5 separate regions of the Homo sapiens genome follow, and regions 1, 3, 4 and 5 are each linked to region 2. The links are chromatin loops, found by intact Hi-C in ENCODE. Cell type or tissue: natural killer cell. All regions are shown on one strand. Region 1 overlaps HIP1R (huntingtin interacting protein 1 related). Region 2 overlaps MTRFR (mitochondrial translation release factor in rescue). Region 3 overlaps PITPNM2 (phosphatidylinositol transfer protein membrane associated 2). Region 4 overlaps PITPNM2 (phosphatidylinositol transfer protein membrane associated 2). Region 5 overlaps CCDC62 (coiled-coil domain containing 62).

Region 1 (5,000 bases), 380 kb after region 2:
CAAAGCCAGGGCCTAGCCCACTCTAGCCGCAGGGTCCCCTCCCTGAGGGCCCTGGTCCAGCACCTGGGTTTCTGGGCTTTTTCTGGCTGAGCTGGAGGGCCTAGGGCCAAGCCCACTCTCCGGAGGGCTGGAAACCACCCCTTCAGGTGGGCAGTGGGGCGCGGCCAGAACGGGGGAATGGAAAACAGGAAATGGGGGTGGCTGCAGATTCCAGCTGGAAATGGAAACTCACTCCAGGAGTGAAGGCAGCGCCCGGGCCGCTATGTCTCACCTCACTCCCCAGAAAGCGGCCCCTTCCAGCATCTGACCCCTCCTGGGGGGCTCCCATCACGGAGGCCCGAGGGCCAGGCCTGAGGAGTAATGGGCGACATTCCTCTAGCCCACACAGAGCCTGGTCTGCGGAGACCACGCAGCTGGAGGGCCTGGTAGAATCGGTGCCCCAGAAGGCCACAGACAGGATGCCTGACCCTCGTCCCATCAGCCGGCACGGGCTGTGTGCCTTCCATCCATCCACGACCTTCAGGAGTCCAGAAGGCAGGGAGCCCCACGCTGGCCCGGTTTCCCAGTGTGCTGACTACAAACGTAGGAAGAAGAGCTCTAGCTCGGAATATTAAAAACACTATTTTCTGAAGAGGAATATTAAAAACACTATTTTCTGAAGAGTTGAGGCTCAGGCCTACCGGGTCCTGGCTGCACCCCAAAGTTCCTTCTGCAGATAAATAAGAGACTCACATCCAGAAGCACCACCCACATGGCCCAGGACCCTGCAGGCTCAGTAAGGGCCAGGGGCCTTGAGGACATTGATCCAGACGGTGGGGCGGGAGGCTTGGGCACCAGGTGGAGGGGCAAGGCCTCTCGGTCCTGTCAGGGCAGTTGCAGAGGCCCAGGCCTGTCACCAGCCACCCTGCTGGACCCCTGGGGGGCCTAGTAGTTCACGAGTTGAGCTGGGTAGATGCCATCCTTTTTGTCAAGCTGCAGGGGTTAAAGGTGGGGGGTCAGTGGTCACAGCCAGGCACCTGGGGCCCCACCTCTCCCTTGAGCAAGCTCCTCCCTGCATGTTGTCAGTGGTCCCTGACTTCCCCAGGGACGTGCACCATGTGCCCCTCTAGGGCTGGGGACAGCACCCCCGTCCAGGAACTCCCCCATCCCAGTGCAGACGGCACCTGGTGGTCCTGTCTGGGGGCCACGCTGGGCTTCTGGGCCAGGGGTGGTTTCTTGGTGGTTACACTTCGGGGGGCAGTGCTGGGCCGGATGGCCACCTCCTCTCCAGGGCTGCCTGATGCCCCAGCCAGCACGTAGTGTTGCTTCCGCAACTCCCCCAGCCGCATGCGTTCAGCCTCCAGCGTCTTCTCCAGCTCCAGGACACGCACCTGTAGCCACACGGCCTGCTCAGCCCAGCCCAGCCTCCCCAGGGAGCTCTCTCCTGGGTCCAGGCTTCGCCCGAGGGATGAGCTCAGAGGTCACGGGGCAGCCATGGGCGCCTACCTGGGTCTCCATCTCCTGCTTCTTCAGCTTGATGAGGGACAGGCCGGAGAAATCCATGGTGTCTGTGGCCGGAGGACAAGGGGGTGAACATCTGGGCACCCACCCCCATTCAGCCTCGGGAGCCAGCAGCCCCCGTTGGCATCTGGCACTCACCTCTGTCCTCAATCTGCTCCTGGCCTGACTTGGTGGAGGCCACCACATTGGCAGCCCTCTCATTGACTGTGCGAGAACATTCCTGCAGGCGGCTCAGGTGGGGGCTGTGCTTGTTGGCCTTCACCTGAGGGGCGAGAGGTCAGGGTGGGCCCAGGTCTCCCAGCTCAGGGCAGCAGCAGGCCTGGGCTTGGCAGCCACAGCCCAGGCCAAGCTGGGCCCAGAGCCCAGTGTGCTGCTGTCGGCGTGCAAGCTCACCTTGGAGGCCGCCACCAGCTGGGCCGTGCTGGCTGCGATCTCGTGGGAGCAGACGATGAGCTCCTCATACTTGCCCGTGTGAAGCACCACCTTGTCAGCTGCCTCCCTGCGGGTCAAGGGCCAGTCAGGGCCAGGGTCTCTGACCCCACGGACGGCTGGCACCACTCCACACCCCCTCTACTCCCTGCACCCTGTTGAACCCCAAACTGCTCCAACTGGCAGGAAGCAGCCCCCTGCCCCCCCCCACCCAGGGCAACCTACACCAGCTGTGTGGCTCCCCAGCCCACAGCCTTGGAGGCCGAGATGAGGCCTTCGGTCCAGCGCGAGTTCTTGGCGTAAAATTCCTGCTGCGTGGCTGCCCCCTAGTGGCGACGGGAGAACAGGGCAGGACATGCCAGTCAAGGACACCAAAGGTGGAAAGTGGCCCTCAAGGGCCCTCTCCCCCTCACTCTGGCCATAGGGCGCATCCCTGAGGCCTCCCTGTGGTAGGGGGTGGAGGGTCTCATGCCCAGGGTGGCCTAGGCTGGGGGTCAGGCTCCTTGTGGACTGTGCCCTGCTGCCGCCGGCCCCTCACCCTGCCGCTCTCCACGATCTCCTTCTGCAGGCTAGTGGATGTCGTCACCAGGAGCCGGATAGCCTGCCGAGACCAAGACAGCAATGACTGGTGGCCCTCCAGGTGCAGACCCCCCCGGGTCACAGCCCCTCACCTTCATCAGGTCTGTGCAGGAGTTGAGGATCCTGGGGGAGAGAAGGAGAGACTTAGCTGCCGCTCTGCAGAGCAGCCCACACGACGCCATGGCGGGCCTGGCCACATCAGGGCTCAGCAGGTGGGGAGGGAGTGTCTGCTCTGAGCCAGGCCTTCCTTTCCCGTGAGCAGAACAGTTGGGGGCAGAACCTTAGGGGCCACGGGGAGCCCACCTCGGCTGGGCCTGGGGGGACAGAAGGGGGGCTCACCTCTCGTTCACCTCCAGCTTCACCCCCGAGCTGGCGTGGCGTGCCTGGTTCATCATGTCCTGCACCCAAGAACAGAGCCGTGAGCTGGCTGGGAGGAGGGGACCGTGGTCCTGGGAAAGCCAGGGCTGCCTCCTGCCCTCTCAGCTCTGACCTCACAGGCCCCTGGAAAACGCCATCTGTCCTCTGTCTGGAGGCTGAGAGCAGGAGTGGGTGCAGCCTGTACCCAGCCCAGTTGGGGCCTCCGGCCCCCAAAGCTCCACAGGAATGAGGGGAGTCCCCAGATCCCGTGCTCACCTCAATCCTCCGCACAGCATCTTCAATGGCTGCGGATGTGGCCGCCATCTCCTTGTCGACCACGGCCCCCAGCTCCTCCTGCCGCACATCTAGGCTCTTGGGTTTCAGTTCCTGGTGAGGATGGGAGTCAGACAGGGGTAGCCTCCGTCCCCCCCCGTCCCACGGGCAGCCTGGGAAAGAGGTTGGGGACCACAGGGATCGAGGAGGGTGCATGGTCCCCACCCTGTGTCCTGAGGCTGCAGGCTCCACGCACAAACACCTGTTCAGCCAACCCAGAGGTGGGTGCAGAGGTCAGAGGCAGGCCCAAGCCTCCCAAACCCACACTCAGCTGTGCCTCACCTGGCCCAGCTGAAGGATGCCCTGCAGGGGTGTCCGCACCAGGCTGGCCTGCATGTGCCGCAGAGCCTGCTGGTCCTGCAGCTGCCCCATGAGCTCCAGAGCCCGGGCCCCGCACTCCCTGCAGGTGTCTATGAGGCCTGGGGTGAGAAAGGACCGTGAGTGGAGCCCCCCCCACCGACAGGCTCCATAAGGACCCCCAGGGGAGACAAGCCAGTGAGGTGGACAGAACCTGCCATCCCAGGACCCACTTACGGTCGGCAGGGTCGGTGGGAGCCAGGTGCGAGGTGGCACCGCCATTGATGATGGTATCCGCAGCCAGGTGGGAGAAGCGGGTCAGAGCTGCCACCAGGGCGGAGGCGTCTGTGCGGGTGGGTGGGGCCAAGGTTGGGGGAGGATGACACTGAGACACTAGCACTGGGACCACCGTCGGTGGCCAGCTATCCCAGGAGGAGGAGGAAGAGGAAAGGAGGGCTCGGCAAGACAACGTCCAGGAGGCAGTGGGAACCACACCACAGTGTGTGTGGCCCCGGGCCCTTCAGTGCTCTGCCACCTGCAGACATATGGTGGCCCAGGCCCCAGAGGCAAAAGCCTATTTGTCCACAGGGCAGGGGTGGGTTCCTGGGAAGGAGCAGGCAGGGGGCATCTGCTTGGCTTCCCAGAGAGGTCCCTGCTGTCTGTAAACCTCCCAAAAGGCAAGAGGTGGCCATGGGCGCTGGAACTGGGACACAGCCCCCGCCTCCGCCCTGCCCTGGCTACACTCACCTGCCAAGGAGGTCAGGTACTGGGCGTGGCCCTCCTCCAGGGTGCTCACGGCATCCAAGGCCTCCTGGGCCCTGCTCACCAGGTAGTCTGCAAGCACGAGGAGAACTGAGGCCCCTGCCACCCGCTGCTCAGGGCTGGGGATGGGAAGGAGGCAGGGGAGCGGCTGAGTGTGGCCCCACTGTCTACCTGGGGAGCTGGTACAGCGCAGGTGCAGGGGGTCGTCCAGCTTGCTCACGGCATCCTGCAGGATGCCCGCGGCCTCGGCAGCAGCGCCCCGCAACACTGCGAACTGCTCGTCCAGCAGCCTCTGCCGCAGCCCCTGCTCCTGAGACTCCTGGCAATGGGGGTGAAGAGGACAGGTTAGAGATCCTCCCCAAGGCCAAGGATGTGCCCCAGCCCTGGAATGACCCATGGGCCACCAGTTGGAGCCCAGCTGAGACCCTCACTGGTCAGGGGGGTGGAGATTTCTAGAAAGAGGCTTCCCACACAGTGCACAGCTCAAGAATAAAAAGATAACCCAATTAAAACGTGAGCTCAAGGTCCTAAAAGACATTTCTCCAAAGATACACAAATGGCCAGGTAGCTCATGAAAAGATATGTAGCACCCTTTGCTATCAGGGAAACACAAATCAAGACCGTGAGAAACCACTCCACACCCACTAGGATGGCTAAAATAAAAAGAAGACAATAATAAGCATTGGCAAGGATGTGGAGAAACTGGAACATTCATGCGTTGCTGGTGGGAGTGTAAAATGGTG
Region 2 (5,000 bases):
TGCTTTACGAAGATTGTTAAAGTACTCACCAGCCAGTCTCCCCATGCAAACTTTAATGTGCATACAAATCACCTGGGAGTCTTGTGACTTGTGATGCTGGTTCACTAGGTCTGGGGCGAGGCCTGAGGCTCTGCATTTCTTCTTCTTTTTTTTTTAGACGGAGTCTCCGTCACCCTGACTGCTCACTGCAACCTCCGCCTCCCGGGTTCTAGCAATTCTCCTGCCTCAGCATCCCAAGTAGCTGGGATTACAGGTGCCCACCACCACGTCCAGCTTTTTTTTTTTTTTTTTTGTATTTTTAATAGAGATGGGGTTTCACCGTGTTGGTCAGGGTGGTCTCGAACTCCTGACCTCAGATGATCCACAAGCCTCAGCCTCTCAAAGTGCTGGGATTACAGGCGTGAGCCACCTTGCCCGGCGAGGCTCTGCATTTCTAACCAGCTCACAGATGAGGCTGTTGCTGCTGGTCCAGGCCCCACACCCCATGGCAAGGCTAAGTGCTTTAAACAAGGATGCTGCTAGTATTCTGGCACATAGGACTGTTCATTGCTTGATGAGATCCCTGGGATCATGATGGCAATGGTGAAGGCTGAGAAGGTGTAAAGGAGTGTGATGGGAGGGCAAGGAAATCGTCCCAAGAAAAGAATTAAACAAATACTGATTTGAGCTAGCAGAGATGGTGACATGGAAACAAGGAGATTGGGAAACTGGGTCATCTGGGGGAAAAAAAAATAAAAAATGTCACCTCTGTTGTGTTAATGTTCTAGAACAGTGGTGTCCAATAGAAACTAACGCTACTGGGCTGGGCGCGGTAGCTCACGCCTGTAATCCCAGCACTTTGGGAGGCCAAGGCGGGCAGATCATGAGGTCAGGAGATCGAGACCATCCTGGCTAACACGGTGAAACCCCGTCTCTACTAAAAATACAAAAAATTAGCTGGGCATGGTTGCACGTAGCTGTAGTCCCAGCTACTTGGGAGGCTGAGGCAGGAGAATCGCTTGAACCTGGGAGGTGGAGATTGCGGTGAGCCGAGATTGCGCCATTGCACTCTAGCCTGGCAACAGAGTGAAACTCTGTCTCAAAAAAACAAACAAAAAAACAAAACTAATGCTACCCACATGTGAAATTCTAAATTTTCTAGTAGTTACATTAGAAATAATAAATGATGAAATGTATATTTAACCCAATATATCAAAACTATTATTTCCACACGTGATCAACGTTTTATTATTTTGAGACCAGTCTGGCTCCATCACCCAGGCTGGAGTATAGTGGCGCCATCTCAGCTCACTGCAATCTCTGCCTTCCAGGCTCTAGCCATCCTCTCACCGCAGCCTCCTGAGTAGTTGGAACTACAGGCATGTACCAGCATGCCTGGCTAATTTTTGGATTTTTTGTAGAGACGGGGTTTCACCATGTTGCTGTGGCTGGTCTGGAACTCAAACTCAAGCGATCTGCCTTCCTCAGCCTTCCAAAGTGCTGGGATTACAGGTGTGAGCCACTGCACCCAGCCAATATTTTAAAATTGAGATATTCTTTTTTCCCCCTAAATATGAAGGCTTCAAATTCTAGGTTATGGTCATACTTACAGAACATCTCAGTTTGGGCCACATGTGCTGGTGGCTACTTTATGGGACAATGTAGCTCTAGAATCTTGCTACCCAAAGTGTGGTCCACATAGTGGCAAAAGCACCACGTGGAGGATGGTTAGGAATGAAGATTTCAGGCCCTGCTCTGACCTACCAAATGAGAACCTGCAGCCTAACAAGATCCTCAGGTGATGCAGAGGCACATAAAATTTGACAAGCATTGTTCCAGAACACAGGAATCAGCAAGTTCTTCTGATTGCTAGGACAGACACTTTTAAAAGCTTTTCTTTTTCTTTTCTAAAAAAGTAGAGATGGGGTTTCATCATGTTGCCCAGTCTGGTCTCAAACTCCTGAGCTCAAGCAATCTGCCTGCCTCGGTCTCAAAAAGTGCTGGGATTACAGTCATGAGCCACCATGCCCAGCATGTTTCTTATTTATATGACATTTAAGAAACTGAGACAAGAATTCAGGAGGGCTGATTACCTGCTTATTCCGTCTTGTCTCTTCCTTAAGAAGGAGATGAAACCATAGGTCTCAAAACAATGACCTAATAAACAGTTAAGGGCCAAACAACATTGAGCTTAAACAGACCAACGTGCAATGTTGCTGCTTTGAAAAGACAAAACGGCCAGCAGGTGGTGCCAGAAGCTAAGTGAGGGGAAAATGATTTTCTGACAAATGCTTAATAATAATAATTCATGTTTCAAAAATGTGTTTTGGGGCTGGGTGTGGTGGCTCATGACTGTAATCCTAGCACTTTGGGAGGCTGAGGGTGGATTGCCTGAGCTCAGGAGTTCCAGACCAGCCTGGGCAACATGGTGAAACCCCCTCTGTACTAAAATACAAAAAATTAGCCAGATGTGGTGGTGTGCACCTGTAGTCCCGGCTACTCGGGAGGCTGCAGCAGAATAATGGATTCAACCTGGCAGGCAGAGGTTGCAGTGGGCTGAGGTCACACCACTGCACTCCACCCTGGGTGACAGAGTGAGACTCCGTCTCAAAAAAAAAAAAAGTGTTTTGGTGCTGTCTGTAAAATGGTAGTTAAAAAGAAAGTAGCATTTCCCTGTCTTTCACATCCTCCTGTTAGCTCATCCTCCTGCTGTAGGTATCTGAAATCCTTAAGGGCTGAAACCTCTCAAATGGAACCAGTGAGTATTGCTGGTAAGGCTTGAAACAGACCATGCCATTTCCTAGACTTGGGGTTTTACGCTGAAGATAAAGCACCCTTCACTCACAGTAAGTGTTTGCAGATAGTTATTTCTCAAACAAGGAAAGCATAATAGATTGAGCAGGAAATGCAGAGCTGTAGTCTTTGATTTTGGCGGACGGGAGGAAAAAGAGACTACTCTAGGTCTGGTCTAAATTTAACAGGCTTAATGCTTGAATGCTTAATGCTGCAGAATTCAAGAGATAGCTAATGAAGTAAAGAGGAAAACATTCACTTCACACAATCCCAACATCTCGTTCATTTTTATTTTATTTTTGAGCCGGAGTTTCGCTTGTCACCCAGGCTAGAGTGCAATGGCGTGATCTTGGCTCACTGCAACCTCTGCCTCCCAGGTTCAAGTGATTCTCCTGTCTCAGCCTCCTGAGTATCTGGGACTACAGGCACCTGCCATCATGCCCGGCTAATTTTGTATTTTTAGTAGAGGCGGGGGTTTCTCCTGACATCAGGTGATGCGCCTGCCTTGGCCTCCCGTAGTCCTGGGATTACAGGCGTGAGCCACAGTGCCTGGCCCCGTTTATTTTTTTTTAAGCAGAAAACTTTGAATCCACAGAATTACACCTGTGCTATTTGTGTGTATCATATTTCTTCTATTTTTTTTTTTAGCCGGAGTCTCACTCTGTCACCCAGCCTGGACTGCAGTGGCGCAATCTCAGCTCACTGCAACCTCCGCCTTCCAGATTCAAGCAATTCTCCTGCCTCAGCCTCCCAAGTAGCTGGGACTACAGGCGCATGCCGCCACGCTTGGCTAATTTTTTGTATTTTTAGTAGAGATGGGGATTCACCGTGTTTCTCAGGCTGGTGTTGAACTCCTGACCTCAGGCGATCCGCCCGCCTCGGCCTCTCAAAGTGCTGAGAGGTGTGAGCCACCGCGCCCGGCCCCATATTTGTTCTATTTATGGCATCTAACGGGAACTTTATAATTTATCAACTACACTATTAAAACAGAAACACATTAAAAAAGCAGGAATAACAACACTGTATATTTTCTTCCAAAAGTCTCAAAGCCTATATTTCTATTAACGATGCCTTGTGTTTGTTTAGGACTTAAACATATACAAACCAAAGCAGTTTCTTCTTCTTTTTTTTTTTTTTGAGACAGGGTCTCCCTCTGTCACCCAAGTGGAGTGCAGTGGCATAAAAATGGCTCAGTGCAGCCTTGACCTCCTGGGCTCAAGCAAGCTTCTTTGCCTCAGCCTCCCCAGTAGCTGGGGCCACAGGTGTGTACCACCATACCTGGCTAGTTTTTAATTTTTTGTAGAGATGGGGTCTTGCCATGTTGCCCAGGCAGGTCTCGAACTCATGGGCTCAAGCAATCCTCCTGCCTCAGCCTCCCAAAGTGATGGGATTACAGGCGTGAGCCACCACGTGCAGCTGCAAAGCACTTTCAAATACATTATTGTATTTAATACAAATAAAGAAAATAAGAGATGCACACTTCCTGATTATCTCAGTAAGACCTATCTTGGAAACCATTAGGTTTTCAATTTTTGAAACTAAATTATCCTTTCTACACCTTGTTTCATTACCTTTCATATCTCCAGATCTTTTTCCAGTTTCTTAGGCAATGTTAGCTCCTTTTCCTTAACTTTTTCTGTTTTAAGTTTTTATTTATTTATTTTTTTGAGACGAGTCTCACTCTGTTGCCCAGGCTGGAGTGCAGTGGCACCATCTTGGCTCACTACAACCTTTGCCTCCCGGGTTCCAGCGATTCTCCTGCTTCAGCCTCCCAAGTAGCTGGGATTATAGGCACCAGCCACCACGCCCAGCTAATTTTTGTATTCTTAGCCCAGATGGGGTTTCACCATGTTGGCCAGGCTGGTCTCGAACTCCTGACCTCAAGCGATCCGCTTGCCTCGGCCTCCCGAAGTGCTGGGAGTACAGGCATGAGCCACCACGCCCGGCCAACTTTCTCTTTTTAAAAAGACTAGTCAAGTACAGTAGAGAAGGGGGAAAGAGTAGAACAAGAAGTTTGATCTGTGACTGTGAACAATTAATTAAGATAACTCACTACCAGGCCGAGCGCGGTGGCTCACGCCTGTAATCCCAGCACCGTGGGAGGCCGAGGCAGGTGGATCATGAGGTCAGGAGATCGAGACCAACCTGGCTAACACGGTGAAACCCCATCTCTACTAAAAATACAAAAAAAAAAAAAATTAGCTGGGCCTGGTGGCAGGCACCTGTAG
Region 3 (5,000 bases), 160 kb after region 2:
GGTCTGGCCGGTACCCCTCCCCGCCTGGCCACCTGGACCCTGAGGCCTGGTATGGGGGAGGCTGCAGCAGCAGAACTGTGGGATTGGCTCTCTGCTGATGCCTTCCCTCTGGCATATGGCTCCTCCGCCCGCCTTGGGCTCTGCCAGCGGCTCCCCTTTCTCCATGGCAACTCAGCTCAGTGGTCCCAGTGGAGGAGAGAAAATCAATTCTCCCTCCTTCCCGCCCTCCCTCTCCGCTCCCCACCCCTTCCTCTCCGGCCTGCCTTTCTCCCTTCCTCCGGCATCCCTGCCCAGTCTCCCAGCTCCTCCGTCCACCCATCCTGGGGACACGCGTGCTCCTCAGTGTCCTCTGTCTCCAGGCATGGGCTGCTGGGAGAGCTGCGTGCTGGGGGCGGCCCCCTGAGGCCGGCAGCATGGGGAGCTCAGCGGACCTCTGCAGGGATGGGAGGCTGCTGCGCGACCCCAGCCTGGCTCCTGTGGTGCACACCTCCTGGCTCTGATACTTTGTCCCCCCACCCCTTCCCTCACATTGGCTTCCTAAAAGGTAATTTTCTGCTCCTTCTGAAACATGTCACAGCCTCAGGATGGGTTTATTAGCAAGGAAGGCTCTGTCTGGTCACGCGGGCTGCTTGCTTTCTCTCCGAAGAGCTGGGATGGAGGGAGAGAGAGAGGGAGAGGCCTCACCTGGCATGCTCAGAACTCAGAGGGGGCACAGCAGAGTTTGGGTGCGTGGAGTTCTCCTCTAGGGAGTCTGTGAGTAGCTCGACTCCTGCCTCCTGGTGCTTGGGTAGGTACAGCACTCCATTGTACTTCCATTTTCCACTGTGATTGCCACGGGGCATAGAAAATCTGCTTTCCTGGACTGTGGTTGGACCAAGGAAAGGGGAGGAAATTCAGAGGCATGCACGTGCGCCCTAGATGGGGCAGGGCTCTGGAGTGGTGATTGTTGGCCACACGTTGGCTGTCTCTCTGACCAATCCTTCATTATCTGAAAATGAGAGTTCAGTGAGGAAATGTTTTGTCCCTCTCCACCCCTGATAACAAGGGGTGTCCCTCCCCACCCCGATATCCCCCATAACCAAGATTTCCAAGAAGGTGGTGTAGGGAGGATCGTCTGCTGGCTGGCTTCAGGCAGAGCGGCCCTGCCAGTGTGTCTGTCTGGATAGCACCATCTGTTTGGGACAGCCCCTCGGCACAGTTTGGTCAGGCAGGATTTCAAGCCTGCTGCCCAGTGGGTCAACATTCTGCATCATTTCTTCCCCATCCCCAGTAGATGCATTCAGAATGACTCTTAAGTGGCTTTCCCAGAGGGAATCTGTGAGGCTAACCCCTCAGCAGCGCAGCCCGGGGAGACACACTCCGACCCATGCCCGGCACAGGCAGCTCCCACCGTGACCTCTGCTTCCTGTGCAGCAGGCAATGGAAAAAAGAACCCCTGGTTGTCAACAAGAACAGCTCCCGTGTTGATGGAAAGTGAGGGCCAAAGAAACCGGATTTAGCACCCAGTTCTTAGAAGTTATGGGTTTGAATGGTGTCTGAGAGTAACCCCTCTCTGATCTTTAAATAGGAAGTGTTACACCAAGTAGCCCTGTCTGACTCACCAGGGAGCTTCAGAGTTCAGGTACCAGGGAACCCATAGTCAACTCTGAAAGAGGCACTCAACTTGGAGGGCTGACTGCAGAGAAGTCTAGATGTTCCAGTATGTGTCTGTGTCTCAGGGTGCAGTGGGGATTGAGGGTGGGACCAGAATTGGCTCACAAAGTGAATAGTTGAATATAGGACTTCAGCCTCATGAGCACCTGATTGGATTCTGTTTTTTGTTTCAGCATTCTCTCTGTCAGATTGTTTTAATAACAGCATCAGAGCCTTGAAGGTGGCCTGAGACAGGACTCCCTGTGTGGTTCTGTGGTTGGGCATCTTTAAACTATGTTTATCTCCCCAAAGCCCTGTTTCTTTAAAACTGCCTTTGAGCCCCCCAGAGACCCTCAATTCTTGGTGCTTCTCTTTGAGCAATCAGATGGGTTACAACTGGGCAGGATGAGAGGAATGCTTTTGTGTCTGCACAGGTCTGTGCTGTTTCTTCCTCTGCTTTGGGGCTGGAGAATCACCCAGACCCTCCTGGCATCTGGGCGGTGTGCAGGCTTCTTAACAACATTACGGGCATCTGGATTCTGGTTGGTTGCTGGGAATTCTGATGGGTTTACGAGTTATGTGATGGGCGGGGAGGCCATGTGCTAGTTTTGTTTAGTTTGGTTTTGGTTTGCTAGTGAGCGGAAAATCTGATGTGACACCTTAAAGGCCAGCCCACAAGTGGCAGCACCTGATCGTCATCTCTGCTCTCAGCCTCTATGGGAGGCACCCGGCCCTGCCGTTGCTGCTGGGCTTCCTCTGCCCTGAGGGCTTTCGTGTGAGCTCAGGGCAATGCAAGTGTGTGTTCAGTTACCAAGCCCAAAAGTCAAAAGAACAGCCAGAGCCAAGCTGGCTTTTGAGGAGAGAGGCCGGCTCCTCCAGCCTGGCTGCATTTGCCTGAGGTAGATCGTGAGTGCTCTGCCCCAGCCTCTCCGCCCTCCTGTGTCCTTTCTCAGCGGCTGCTCTAAAGTATAACTTCACGTAGTGGTGACTTAACTTGAAAGGAGCCGCAGGGGGCGTGAGAGCAGCTTGGAGAGGTGGGAGCCTGGGCCGCCGATGGCTCCAGCCTGTGAAAGTGTGGAAAGCTCGTTCCAGGAAAATTGGAATAATCACCTCATTGGCTGGCTTTCAGGCGGTGAGTGGTTCTTTCTTTAATTTGACAGGAGCGCTGGGATTCAGGGAAGGGCGTGGTGGGAAGCCCTGTGGTTCAGACAGACCCCACGAAGCCAGTGAAGCTCCCAGGAGAAAGTCTGATTTATTTTTCCCTGGCCTGGCTTGCAGCATGGTGGAATCCACCACCCAGGCTGTGCTGGGCAGGACAGGCCGCTCTGATGCGGGTCAGAGATTCTGGGACTCAGAACATCTGCCTTGGCCCCCGCCCAGCCCGTGCCTAGCTTTGAAAAAGTCTGTTGGTGGTGTTGCATGATGACTTAAACTGCAGGAAGAGAGAAGCTCATGAACATTAAACTCTCCCCCAGTCTCTCTTGTGAGTTTCCTGAACACACACGTACTTATACATGCACATACACGCCTTTGCCCACAAGTGCACATATGCTTGCAGATACACACACACAGCCTCCCCACATGCACACTCACACAAATACATGTGCACATGCCATGCAGGCATGCACATGCAACTCACAAGCTCACACCCACATGCACGCACACACAAATATGTTTTCCCTGCCTGCTAGCAGGGGTGTACCTACCATTTGGCATTCTTCTCATGCTAACATGATCCCATGTAAACGGTTCCCAGGATTGTTAAGATCAGACAGCTGTCCTTTTTATGCATTGCTTTACAGCTCAGTGTCTCACCTGAGTGAGACAACTGTCCCTGTCCACTTCTGGAAAGAGCTGCCTCTGTTCCCTCTTTTCCTCCCTGGTGCTCTGTTGCATGGTCTGGTGTATTACAGGGATTGGCATGTTTGTGTCTGCAGGGGAGCCTCTGGGTGCTGGCTTTCTGTCCAGGGCTTCTGAGGGCCGCCAGCCCAAAGGGAAGGGATTCATCAGAGACTGATAAGCTTAGGGTGTACTGAGCTGTGAGGCCATATGTGTGTGTTTGTGTGTGTGTGTGGGTGGGTGGGTGTATGTGTAGGCATGTGTGTGTCTATGTGAGGTGTGTGATGTGTTTGCATATGCGTGTGTGGTGTGCTCATGTGGGGGGTGTATATGTGAGTGTGTGTTGTGTGCATATGGACATGTGTGTATTTATATGTGCATGTGTGGTATGTTGTGTGTGTGAGGTGTGTGTGCATGTGTGTGGCATGTATATGTGCCTGTGTGTGCCTATGGGGTATGTGAGAGTGTGTGCAGTGAATGTGAGTGTGGCATTTGTATTTGGGCATCTTTAACTTTGCATTCTGCTTCTCCCATTTTCTGCTTCAATTCCCAGAGCAGGGCTCAGCAAACTCCTTAACCTATGTCTGCACTGGGATCTTAAATCCACTTCACAGACACTTTCCCAAGTCTCATCTGATTTAACAGTTTGCAGCCACCCTAGAAGTACTTGGCGTTGCTCCCATTTTACAGATAAGTAGACCGAGTCTCGGAGGGTTGAGTAGCCTGCCTGTGAAGGCAGAACCAGAACTTGGATCCTTGGCTCTTTCACTCCTTCGCTCCCTCCCTCCCTCTGCCTCACTCATTAGTTATACATGCAACCTGCTCTGCACCGGGCATGGCTGCTGGGCTCTTGGCCTGAAGACTATATTCAGCCCTTGTCCTTCAGCGGGTGCTCAGTATGGGAGGAGGCCAAGGAGGTTGGGTGAGGAGAGCTGGGGGGTGCTCACTCTCCCTGCACTCCACGGCCACCCACCTTAGTTGTCTGAGAAGAGAAAAGGAAGGAATTAGAGAGAGGAAGGAGCAGGCAGCCTGGGGATGAGCTGGAGGAGAGCCCCCTGCATCTGCCCTACCACTCACTTGCCCCAGGGCTTCCACCCAGAGTACGAGGCCACTCTACACTGTGGAAAATCCGGGTCACTCTGATCCTGATCCACTGTTATTCTGCTATAGGAGCAGAGTGGCTCCCTTTCTTTTAAAAATTGCTACATCATGTATCATCAGAAAGACAGTCTGCATCGTGGGGTCTATGTGTTTTAGGCTGAGGATTTCAGCATTGGTGGCTCAGGGTAGTAGGAGCAGCACTGCACATGAGGAGATATGTGCCTCAGTTTCTTCATCTGTAACATAGAGATAACACTGTCTACTTCATGTGTCTCACCACAGAGAACAGGTGTGATGTGCTAGGAGATGAACCACCTGTGTAGGCGGTGGCGAATGGTAGGCTGTTGTTAGAGACAAGGCATTCCCATAACTTACTCTTCAATGGGTCAGGAGTGTTTATGCCCAGAGATGCACACAGAGAGCAGGAG
Region 4 (5,000 bases), 190 kb after region 2:
CTTAGGCGACACAGAGAGCTGTGGGCAATTTCTCTGAGCTAAAGGGCTGTGACACCCTCGCTGGGACACCCAGGGACGGCTGGGTCTGTACCCCACTCAGCCATAGCTATTGCAGAAGGAGTCACGGGGGCTCAGAGTGGTGGGCTGGTGCGCCTTTGGTACCATGAGTAGGGTGGGCTTAAGGAGACAGGACTAGGGACACTGGCTACTGACACTGGCTACTGAGACTCCAGCATGGCGTTTGTGCCTCTCTGGACTTGAGGTTAGCCCCACAGCGCTCCTTGCAGGCTGCACAATACCAGCTGTTGTTTTGGAGCAACAAAAATTCATAATTTGCAGCTGATAACTAACAGGCACCCGAGTAAGTTGGCTGACAGCCTCAGTGCTGGAATCTTGCACATGGTGGGCTCCAAGTGGAAGTTTATTGGGAGGTATGTTGGCCAAGTAAAGAGGAGAACCTTGTCCAGGGAAAAACTCAGTCCCAGCGTTGTGCCCACCTGCTCACAAGCCATGGGGAGGCATCTGCAGCCAACATTCAATCCATTTGTGTTAAATGCAGGAATTAAGGAAAGACTGAATTTGATGAGAATTGTCTGCCGACTTAGCCACATGGAGGTCATTTGTGACCTTGACCAATATGGTCTCAGTGGAGTGGGGGTGGTCAAAGTGGGTTGGAAAGAGATCAGGAGGTGAGACAATGGAAACAGCAAGTATAGCTAAGCTTGAGGAGGATTTGCTATAAAGGGGATCAAAGAAGCGGGATGGTGCCAAGGAGGTAGAGTTGAGGGGGGCTGTGGCATGTTGTTTTGTTTTGGTTTTGCAGATATATGGGAGCTATAACTTGCATGTTTGAATGCTGATGGTGAATGAGGAGGTCCATTAGGGAGACAAGAGAGGGGAGCATTTCGGGAGAAGGTCCCTGAATGACAAGAGGGCATGGGCCCCAGTGACAGAGAGTTGGCCTTCAGTAGGAGCAGAGCCGTCCATGCATTGCAACAGCAGCTAGTGGATTGGTGCAATGGGTTGGTCCATTTGATGATGGGAATTTGAGGAAACAAAGAAGACTGGAGCCAGGCATGGTACACATGCCTGTGGTCCCAGCTACTTAAGGAGGCTGAGGCAGGAAGATCGCTTGAGCCCAGGAGTTGGAGGCTGCAGTGAGCTAAGATCACGCCACTGTGTTCTATCTAGCCTGGGTAAAGAGTGAGACTCCATCTCCAAAAAAATTAATGATAAAAAAGTAACGAAGACTCAAGATGGAGAGAAGGTATAAAATCAGGAGTGGGAAATAGTGAAGGAACTGAATCACTGAAGTAGGACTGCAGGAGCTGTGCCCTCCTGGAGTGTCCTGTCAGAGTTTTGAAGGCTGGCCCAGAGGAGTAAGCACTCAGGGGCCTTTGTATTCTCATTATGTATCTACTCTGTCATCACAAGGGCTTATCACCAGTTCAGGAGTAACCCAGGTGAAAATCTCAGCAGTGCCTCTTATCAACTCTGGTGTCTTGGATGGTTCCGGAAAGCTCTGATTTCCCTGGAGAATTGATTGAGCTGAGTTTTGCTTTGGGACAGGGCCTGCAGCACAGCCAGCTCTCTGCCAACAGGCTCTCAGCCTCTAAGCATCTCAGGGGGCCCTCCCTTCTGCATGCCCCAGAAGCTGAGACCTTTCACCCCTAAAGGACTGGCCATTTCTAAGGCCAGTGGCCTCCTGAAAAGCCCTGGCACTTCTTATGTAGGAGGATGGTCTGGGTGCTGCTGCTGAAATGGTGGTGGCCTCAGGGAGGTGACCAGGAGTGAGAAAGGAAGGCCCCTGAGCAAACCCCAGCCTACGATTTTGTAGCCACAGCTTAGACCCTAACTGCTGGGGCCAAGGTCCCCTCTGGGCTTGTTTCTGTTGTCACATCTAAGCCTCCCGTGGCATTTTGTTTAAGGGCCCAGTCTTATTTCAGCCATACTCAGTGTTAAATTAGGGGAGCACCAACCCTGGAGGCCAGTGTGGTGGTGGTAGTAGCTCTGTGACCAGCAGGGTCCCTAGAGGACCAGGGTAGGAGGTGAGTTCCAAATAATTCTCCTTCATGCCATGCTTATCATCTTGGAGGCTCTGAGTTTCAAGCTTATTTCCTCACATGCACATTTGTGCCCGTTTCCACCCAACTGAGGTTGCCATGCTGATAGCCACAGCCAGGGAGGAGGAGTCATAAAAACAGGGCCCCCTTGCCTTGCCGCAGTCCTTGAGCAGGATGCGCCCTCTCGGAGCCTGCTCTGTGGTCTGTACCACTGCTTCCCTGGGTCTGTTGTTTGGGTTGAGGCATTACATAGCGATGCCTCATAACTTAACTCTAACATCCCACTCCTGCTCCTGGAGCTGCAGAGCACTGCAAGCCCCACGGTGCCCCCAGGTGGCCGCTGTGCTGTGGGATCTGGTGACCAACTCCTGCAGTGGCTTGGCAGTTGCCCCAGCTTGGCACTCCAGGTGTACAATGGTGAGATTTATGACTTTCTGTGGGATTTGGGGTAACTGCCGCAGTGCCCAGGGCTTTAAAGCTCTCTGGGACCCCCTCTTCACTGCCCAGGCCAGCGTTAGAGGAAGGAGTCAGGTCCTGCTTAAAGGTGTCAAGGAATCTGTGGGGGGTGGGGGTAGGAGCTGTGTCCTCCTGCTCAAAGTCTCCTTGGTCCTTGCCCTTCCAGCCTGGCCACCCCTGCCTCATGAACCTGAAGCTCTTTCTGTGTCACTTTTCTCCTCTAATGCCTGGGAGTTTGTGGCTGGGTGGAGGGAGAAGCTGGGAGTCAGGGTCCTGGTTCCCAACCCAGCTCTCTGCCTGCTTCCTGAGCCTTAGTCTCCTCATTTGTAAGGGGAGGGTTGGCCTGCAGCAGGGTCCTCTGCTTGTTTCTTAGCCCAGAAATCCTTTCTTCAAAAGAAATCTCTGCTGGAAGCCCAGTGTCTAACACATAAAGGTGGAACTACTCTGGGGCAGGGATTGGACGATTCTGTGGGTCTGTGACCTCTCCTGCTTTCAGCTCCAGGACACAGAGAGGCAGCTGATCAGTGCTAACCTCATAACACACACCTTCAGAGCAGCCACACACTCCTGCAACCCCAGCCCAGGCATAAGGGGATGGTTGCTGGACAAAGAACAGCCCCTTATCCGTCTGTGCTGCCTCCCATTCATCCAGAGCTTTGGGTCCCTGGATACACATAGATGGTTAGGGGAGGCCTGGGGAGCCTTGTCTGGCTGCATCTGGAGAGGAAGTACTTTTACCATTGCCTGCTTCAGCTCCTGATTGGGAACCAGTAGGTTTGGGAAGCAGAGAGCAGAAGGAAGCTCTCTTAGAGCAAGAGGAGAGGGACTCAAGGGAGGCAGAAGGAGGTTATGGATACCCACAGTCCTGAGTCCCAGGCCCCCAGACCTGCCGGTGGCTCCCTCGCTTCCCACTACTGCAAAAACCGGGGCTCCCGCTGGCTTGGCTTGGAGTAGCTTCCAGACTTAGTAACCAGAATGCAGCTGAACTGCGTTGGGATGGATTCCATCCCCCCTTAACTTTGCACAGCCTCACTAAATTCCATCTGTGACGTCAGACCCCTGCTAATCATGGAAAAACAGATTAAGTTCTATAAACACAATTCTCGTGCTTCCCCTCCCAGTCAGGGTGTCTCATGGCCTCCGCTTAAAGGAGCTGTCCACGTCGCCTCGTCCTGGGCCAAACCCCAGTAATCCACTTTAAGTCTTCATCACATGCCTCCAGCCTGGCCACCCCTGCCTCATGAATCTGAAGCTCTTTCTGTGTCACTTTTCTCCTCTACTCCCTGGGAGGTTCAGGAAGATCTTTGGGCTCCAGCCTGGGAGGCCCAGCTGGTGCTCTGTGTCTTGGTGGGAAGCCATGCCCTTGATTCTTTGGGTGACATCCCTCACAGCTCTTCTTGGTCGTCTGCCTGTGCCTGGAACCCTGGTCTGGATGCATCCTGCACCTCGCGCCTTGCCCACGGCTGGTCTCTTGCTCCATGGCCTCCCTGAGTGGCCCCACTCTGACACGGTCTGGCCAGGTGTTTACTCAAAGACATCAGTGAACATGGGGCTGGGGGTTCTTTCTAGGGTCGTGAATGCCAGGGTCTGGAACCTGAAGACTTTTCTAAGGCCAGGGCCCAGGTGCCACATTTGAAGCCCAGGGAAGGGTCCCTGTCATCCCTGGAGCAGAGCCATGTGGGCTGTGCATGTGGGCGACCACCCAGACCCCTTGCCTGGCCTTCCTCCCTGAAGGGCCTCTGGAGACCTGTATGTGTTTTTTTTTCTCTGTCTGTGCCAGGCCCCAAAAGATGCCCTGCAGACAGCAGTAAAACATAATTCTGTCTAACCCGTCACGACTCCGGCAGAGACGAGATGAAATGTGTGTCTGTCTCGCTAGCACCCAGGCAGCCGGACTGGGTGTAATGAAATTGTCTGAGTGAGGAGGGTTCAGCTTCGGGCCAAGGGGGCTCCAGGGAGAGGCAGACACACAAGTCACACTGCTCTGATACGGGAGGGTCTGCCATGCTCCCTGGCCTCAGCTCAACCAGGGAGAAAGTGAGGAGGACCCTATCTCACCCCAGTAGGTCCGTGCCTGGCTGTAAGGCCAACCAGCACCACAGCAGGGCTGCTCCTCCTTCAGGCCTAGGTTTATTGTCTGCACCTGGGGGTAGGCAGCCCTACCAGGAAGCCCACAGGCCCTATATCTCAGGGACCCGCCTTCCAGACCCTGCTAGGGACAGCAGTGCCACCTTGTTGTTCACTCTTGCTAGTTGAACACTGGTTGGAACAGGGCTGAGCACTTCATGTGCATCACCTCATTTAATCTACAGACACCCCAGCTGGGCAGGGGTGGTTCTTACCCCCAGAAGACAAAATGAAAGATCAAAGGATTAAGCAATTTGCCCACTGTCACAGCTAACAGGTGGCAGAAGGTCTAGCTGATTGTTTTATTTTAATCACAACACTACCAGCCCTTCTCTGTCTGTTTACACACACACC
Region 5 (5,000 bases), 440 kb after region 2:
CAGAAAACAGAGGTAAGGAACTCTCTGCTGCTATCTGCCTGAACAAGCAGCCTAAGCTAAAACAATGGGAAGGGACTTAGACGCCTGGAACCTGCTGAATTCTGATCAAGACTCTGCCTTTTACCGCCTGGGAGACCTGAGGCAGACACTCAGTCTATAAGAGCTCACCTACAGGACTGTCAGGACCCACAGAAATGTAAACTAGTATCATTGTTCTCTTTGCAAACTCCTTACTCCTAGTTATGTACAAGCAAAACATGTCCCTCAGCCTATGTAAAAGAACACGCCTGTAATCCCAGCACTTTGGGAGGCCAAGGTGGGCAGATCATGAGGTCAGGAAATCAAGACCATCCTGGCTAACACGGTGAAACCCCATCTCTACTAAAAAATACAAAAAATTAGCTGGGCATGGTGGCGGGCGCCTGTAGTCCCAGCTACTCGGGAGGCTGAGGCAGGAGAATGGCATGAACCCAGGAGGCTGAGCTTGCAGTGAGCCGCGAACACACCACTGCACTCCAGCCTGGGCGACAGCGAGACTCCGTCTCAAAAAAAAAAAGAACTGCATTTTCTACAAGTTTTAAACTTAAAAGTAAAACTTTAAGACATCTTCCAACTTCAAATAAAACATGGTAACATCTGACTGGGTGCGGTGGCTCACACCTGTAATCCTAACACTTTGGGAGGCCGAGGCGGGTGGATTGTCTGAGCTCAAGAGTTCGAGACCAGCCTGGGCAACACAATGAAACCACGTCTCTACTAAAGTACAAAAAATTAGCCAGGTGTCGTGACGTGTGCCTGCAGTCCCAGCTACTCCGGAGGCTGAGGCATGAGAATTGCTTGAACCCAGGAGGCGGAAGTTGAAGTGAGACAAGATCGCACCACTACACTCCAGCCTAGGCGACAGACCAAGACTCCATCTCCGAAAAAAAACAAAAACAAAAAAAATCGTGACATTTAGCCATAGCACTTGACGGCATATTATCATGTTATGCCCTTTAAAAATTCTTTTTTGGGCTTAAGCCAAGCACGATGGCTCATGCCTATAATCTTAGTACTTTGGGAGGCCAAGGCAGGAGGATTATCTGAGGCTAGGAGTTCAAGACCAGCAGCCTGGGCCACATAGCGAGACCCTGCCTCTACTAAAAATAAATAAAATAAAATAAAATTAGCTAGGTGTGATGACACATGCCTGTAGTCCCAGCAACTCAGGAGGCTGAGGTGGCAGGATCACTTGAACCCAGACAGTCGAGGCTGCAGTGAGCTATGATTGCACCACTGCACTCCAGGCTGGGCAACAGAGCAAGACCCTGTCTCTACTAAATAAATAAATTCTTTTGTAGGCTTTGTTCACTTTTATAATTGAAACATGCAAATCTATCAATTGTCTATATTTTGAAAAAGAAGAATAAAACATACAAAAATTGTTTTCAGACAATGGTGTGAGATTGTCTTTAGTTAAGAAGATGTTTAAGGAATCAATTTAGGATGACAGGCATGGTGGCTCATGCCTGTAATCCCAACGCTTTGGGGCTTTGGGAGGCAGAGGTAGGAGGATCTCTTGAGCCCAGCAGTTCCAGACCAGACTGGGCAACATAGTGGAACCTCATCCATACAAAAAATTTAAAAATTAGGCATGTGTGATGGCATGTGCCTGTGGTCCCACCTACCTGGGAGGCTGAGGTGGGAGGATCACTTGAGCCTCAGAGTTTGAGGCTGCAGTGAGCTGCGATTGTACCACTGCACTCCAGCCTGGGTAAAGAAATCTGCTTAGTATATGATAAAAATATTTCACAAAATCGATTTATTATAATATTAGCTAACAAATTCCATGTATTTTACTTAGTAATACATAGTAGAGTGCATGGGTAAAAAGTGATTAATCAAAAAGAAAAGAGACTAACGTATCCTTTAAGCTTTGTTCTTTCCTTTGACCTCCCATAGCATTTTATGCATAGCATTTGTATAGTAGTGAATTCTGTGGGCCTGTGAGCTTCTGAGCATATCGCAGGGCACCTGGCGTACAAATGCTGGTCCAAGGACTGTTTGAATGCAACTGTAAAGCTACAAATATGTGATATCTTTAGCAGCGTTAACGGGTTATCACTACTTGCAGATGCAGCAATCCTAGAAATGGTGAAAATAGTGACCTCTAGTGGCAGAATACCACACTTTCACCCCGATCTTTAATCACAAGAGATTAAAATTAAGAATTCCATTTCACTTAAAACTTCTTAGGTCGGGCATGGTGGCTCGCACCTGTAATCCCAGCATTTTGAGAGGCCGAGGCAAGGGGATCGCTTGATCCCAGGAGCTAGAGACCAGCCTGGGCAACATAGTGAGACCCCTTCTCTGCAAAAAAATTAAAAATTTAGCCAGGCTACTAGGAAGGCCAAGGCGGGAGGATTCCTTGAGTCCAGGAGTTTGAGGCTGTGATGAGCCTCAATTTTTTCCCATTAATTTACAGACAAACTGCATTCCATTCCCTGCCATATTCCTTACCTACCCCCAGTATCTCAGAGTTTCCACTGGTGAAGGCCTACTTCTCCACTCCCAACTGAGAATGACTGACATAGAGAGCTTGTTGACATCCCTGCCAGCCAAGATGATTCTACTGGGCTTTCTTTTCAGTGGTTTGTGTTAGGAAAGTCATTGATTTAGAGGTAAAGTTCCGAAGAGAAAATCATATGAACACTTTTTGGTCTACTGATACCTACCCTCAGTCCCCCTTTTACTAGGGGTACACATTCATTAAAAAACCCCTACTCTGAGCACCCATACAACCATTCTGTTTTTCGCTTTCAGTAAATTACATGATATATTCAACAATTTATTATAAAACAGCCTTTGTGTGAGATGATTTCGTCCAAATGCAGGCTAATGCGAGTGTTCTGTGCATGTTTAAGGCAGGCTAGGCTGAGCTATGCTGGTGGCTGGGTTGGCTTCATTAAATGCATTTTTGACTTGCGAGGGGTTTATCAGAATGTAACCCTGTAAGTCAAGGAGCATCTATGTTATGTTTTTAGTAAGAAGCAGAGTCACACGCTTAAGCTGGAAGGGAGAATAGCTCATTTTACAGAAGAGGAAATAGTGACTGGGAACGGGATGGCAGCATTAACACTCGCTGCTTGGTCCACCATCGGTCCCACAAAGGGTGTTAAAAACAAACAAAAAGGCCTGGCGTGATGGCTCATGCCTGTAATCCCAGCACTTTGCGAGGCTGAGGCGGGCGGATTATCTGAGGCCAGAGTTCGAGATCAGCCTGGCCAACATGGTGAAACCCCGTCTCTACTAAAAATATAAAAATTAGCCGGGCATGGTAGCATGCGCCTGTAATCCCAGCTACTTGGGAGGCTGAGGCAGGAGAACTGCTTGAACCTGGGAGGCAGAGGTTGCAGTGAGCCGAGATCATGCCACTGCATTCCAGCCTGGGCGACAGAGTGAGACTCTGTCTCAGAAAAAAATAAAAATAAAAAAGCCGGGCTCACGCCTGCAATCTCAGCACTTTGGAAGGCCAAGGCCCGTAGATCACTTGAGGTTAGGAGTTCAAGAAGACCAGCCTGACCAATGTGGTGAAACCCCGTCTCTACTAAATATACAAAATTTAGCCGGGCGTGGTGGCTCATACCAGTAACCCCAGCTACTAAGGAGGCTGAGGCAGGAGAATCGCTTGGGCCCGGGAGGCAGAAGTTGCAGTCAGACGAGATTGCACCACTGCACTCCAGCCTGGGTGACAGAGCAAGACCCTGTCTCAAAAAAGACCCTGTCTCAAAAAAAAAAAAAAAAAAACCATTTTGGGAGAGGTATAATTCCTTCAGCCTGTCATCATTGCAAGTCTAGGTTACAAATACATTCGATCATCTGTTTTACCAGTAAAAAGCAATTCATCGTGCAGGCAACTTTTCTCTTGCTTGAGGCGAATGATCTCTTCTCGTTGCTCATTATTTTCTGTCGTCTTTTCATTGAGGTCCTCTTCACAACAGAAGAAAAAGAAAGTCCTCAAATAAATACTAGGTTCCAGTCCTCATATACACACTATGCCTAACTCTCACATCCTCAGCGGCTCCTTCCGGTCCTGATGGATCTATAGACAAAATCTGTTTCACAGCCAACATCTCCACACCTGGCAAGGACCCCTGGTTGGAGGCTTCGCTTGCTCTCATCTGACTGACCTCCCTGCACCAGCCTTGCCTCTCCTGTGACAGCCCAGTGTACACAGAGCAATCTTTTAAAAATCAAAATCTGCCCAGCGCAGTGGCTCACGCCTATAATCCCAGCACTTTGGGAGGCCAAGGCGGACAAACCACTTGAGGCCAGGAGTTCGAGACCAGCCTGGCCAACATGGTGAAACCCCGTCTCTACTAAATATACAAAAATTAGCTGGGTGTGGTGGCACACACCTGCAATCCCAGCTACTCAGGAGCCTGAGGCAGGAAAATCGCTTGAATCCAGGTGGCAGAGGTTGCAGTGAGCTGAGATCACGCCACTGCACTCAACCTGGACAACAGAGTGAGACTCCATCTCAAAAAAAAGTAAAGTAAAATAAAAATAAAGGCCAAGTGCAGTGGCTCACACCTGTAATCCCAACACTTTGGGAGGCTGAGGCGGGTGGATCACCTGAGGTCAGGAGTTCGAAACCAGCCTGGCCAACCTGGTAAAACCCCGTCTCTACTAAAAATACAAAAATTAGCTGGGTGTGGTGGTGGGCGACTGTAATCCCAGCTACTCAGAAGGCTGAGGCAGGAGAATTGCTTGAGAGGCAGGCGGGGGTTGCAGTGAGCTGAGATCGCGCCATTGCACTCCAGCCTGGGCGACAAGAGTGAAATTCTGTCTCAAAAATAAATAAATAAATAAAACTAAAAATAAAAATCTGCTCGTGTCATTTCTCAGTGAGAAGCCTTGCTACTGCACTGAGGATGAAATCCAAATCCATTACCACAAACTGCAGAGCCCAGCATGACCTGACCTGCCCATCTCCCCACCGCCGTTCCCTCCTTTCCTTC

What was found. Peaks named below come from ENCODE experiments on the same cell type or tissue, not always from the same donor. Only the 100,000 strongest peaks of a DNase experiment are listed, where the experiment ranks them.
Region 1: a loop joins it to region 2, with 5 times the contacts of the local background. A loop is called at or near these places in 49 of 110 quality-filtered maps.
Region 3: a loop joins it to region 2, with 2.4 times the contacts of the local background. A loop is called at or near these places in 7 of 110 quality-filtered maps.
Region 4: a loop joins it to region 2, with 4 times the contacts of the local background. A loop is called at or near these places in 84 of 110 quality-filtered maps.
Region 5: a loop joins it to region 2, with 14 times the contacts of the local background. A loop is called at or near these places in 11 of 110 quality-filtered maps.

Annotation. Positions count from the first base shown.
Region 1 is chr12:122,857,678-122,862,677 of GRCh38, reverse strand. HIP1R (huntingtin interacting protein 1 related) reads right to left here. Exons shown (of 32, transcript NM_003959.3): 19 at 4,429-4,576; 20 at 4,243-4,329; 21 at 3,733-3,840; 22 at 3,481-3,617; 23 at 3,142-3,252; 24 at 2,848-2,906; 25 at 2,601-2,631; 26 at 2,468-2,530; 27 at 2,155-2,255; 28 at 1,894-1,999; 29 at 1,639-1,762; 30 at 1,486-1,547; 31 at 1,164-1,370; 32 at 1-972. The coding sequence ends at 925. Among named protein-coding and RNA genes, the nearest start is that of HIP1R, 25 kb to the right of the region's middle. RefSeq lists a silencer at 1,902-2,196. In natural killer cell, CTCF peaks have their summits at 2,072 and 2,279 (motif pointing left); a DNase peak (open chromatin) is centred at 2,237.
Region 2 is chr12:123,235,502-123,240,501 of GRCh38, reverse strand. All of the region lies in intron 1 of MTRFR (mitochondrial translation release factor in rescue), which reads right to left. It also overlaps a transcript of MPHOSPH9 not described here. Among named protein-coding and RNA genes, the nearest start is that of MTRFR, 4.6 kb to the right of the region's middle. RefSeq lists enhancers at 2,128-2,327, 2,938-2,987. In natural killer cell, a CTCF peak has its summit at 2,246 (motif pointing right); DNase peaks (open chromatin) are centred at 2,221, 2,551 and 2,661; H3K27ac peaks cover 1,367 bases.
Region 3 is chr12:123,073,338-123,078,337 of GRCh38, reverse strand. All of the region lies in intron 2 of PITPNM2 (phosphatidylinositol transfer protein membrane associated 2), which reads left to right. Among named protein-coding and RNA genes, the nearest start is that of PITPNM2-AS1, 5.5 kb to the left of the region's middle. RefSeq lists an enhancer at 1-390. In natural killer cell, a CTCF peak has its summit at 2,604; DNase peaks (open chromatin) are centred at 1,547, 2,317 and 3,097; H3K4me3 peaks cover 1,708 bases; H3K27ac peaks cover 2,397 bases.
Region 4 is chr12:123,041,020-123,046,019 of GRCh38, reverse strand. All of the region lies in intron 2 of PITPNM2 (phosphatidylinositol transfer protein membrane associated 2), which reads left to right. Among named protein-coding and RNA genes, the nearest start is that of MIR4304, 33 kb to the right of the region's middle. RefSeq lists an enhancer at 1,891-2,470. In natural killer cell, a CTCF peak has its summit at 2,392 (motif pointing left); a DNase peak (open chromatin) is centred at 2,299; H3K27ac peaks cover 1,590 bases.
Region 5 is chr12:122,790,989-122,795,988 of GRCh38, reverse strand. CCDC62 (coiled-coil domain containing 62) reads right to left here. Exons shown (of 13, transcript NM_201435.5): 6 at 3,868-3,969. Among named protein-coding and RNA genes, the nearest start is that of CCDC62, 19 kb to the right of the region's middle. RefSeq lists a silencer at 41-241. In natural killer cell, CTCF peaks have their summits at 1,965 and 2,164 (motif pointing left); a DNase peak (open chromatin) is centred at 2,138.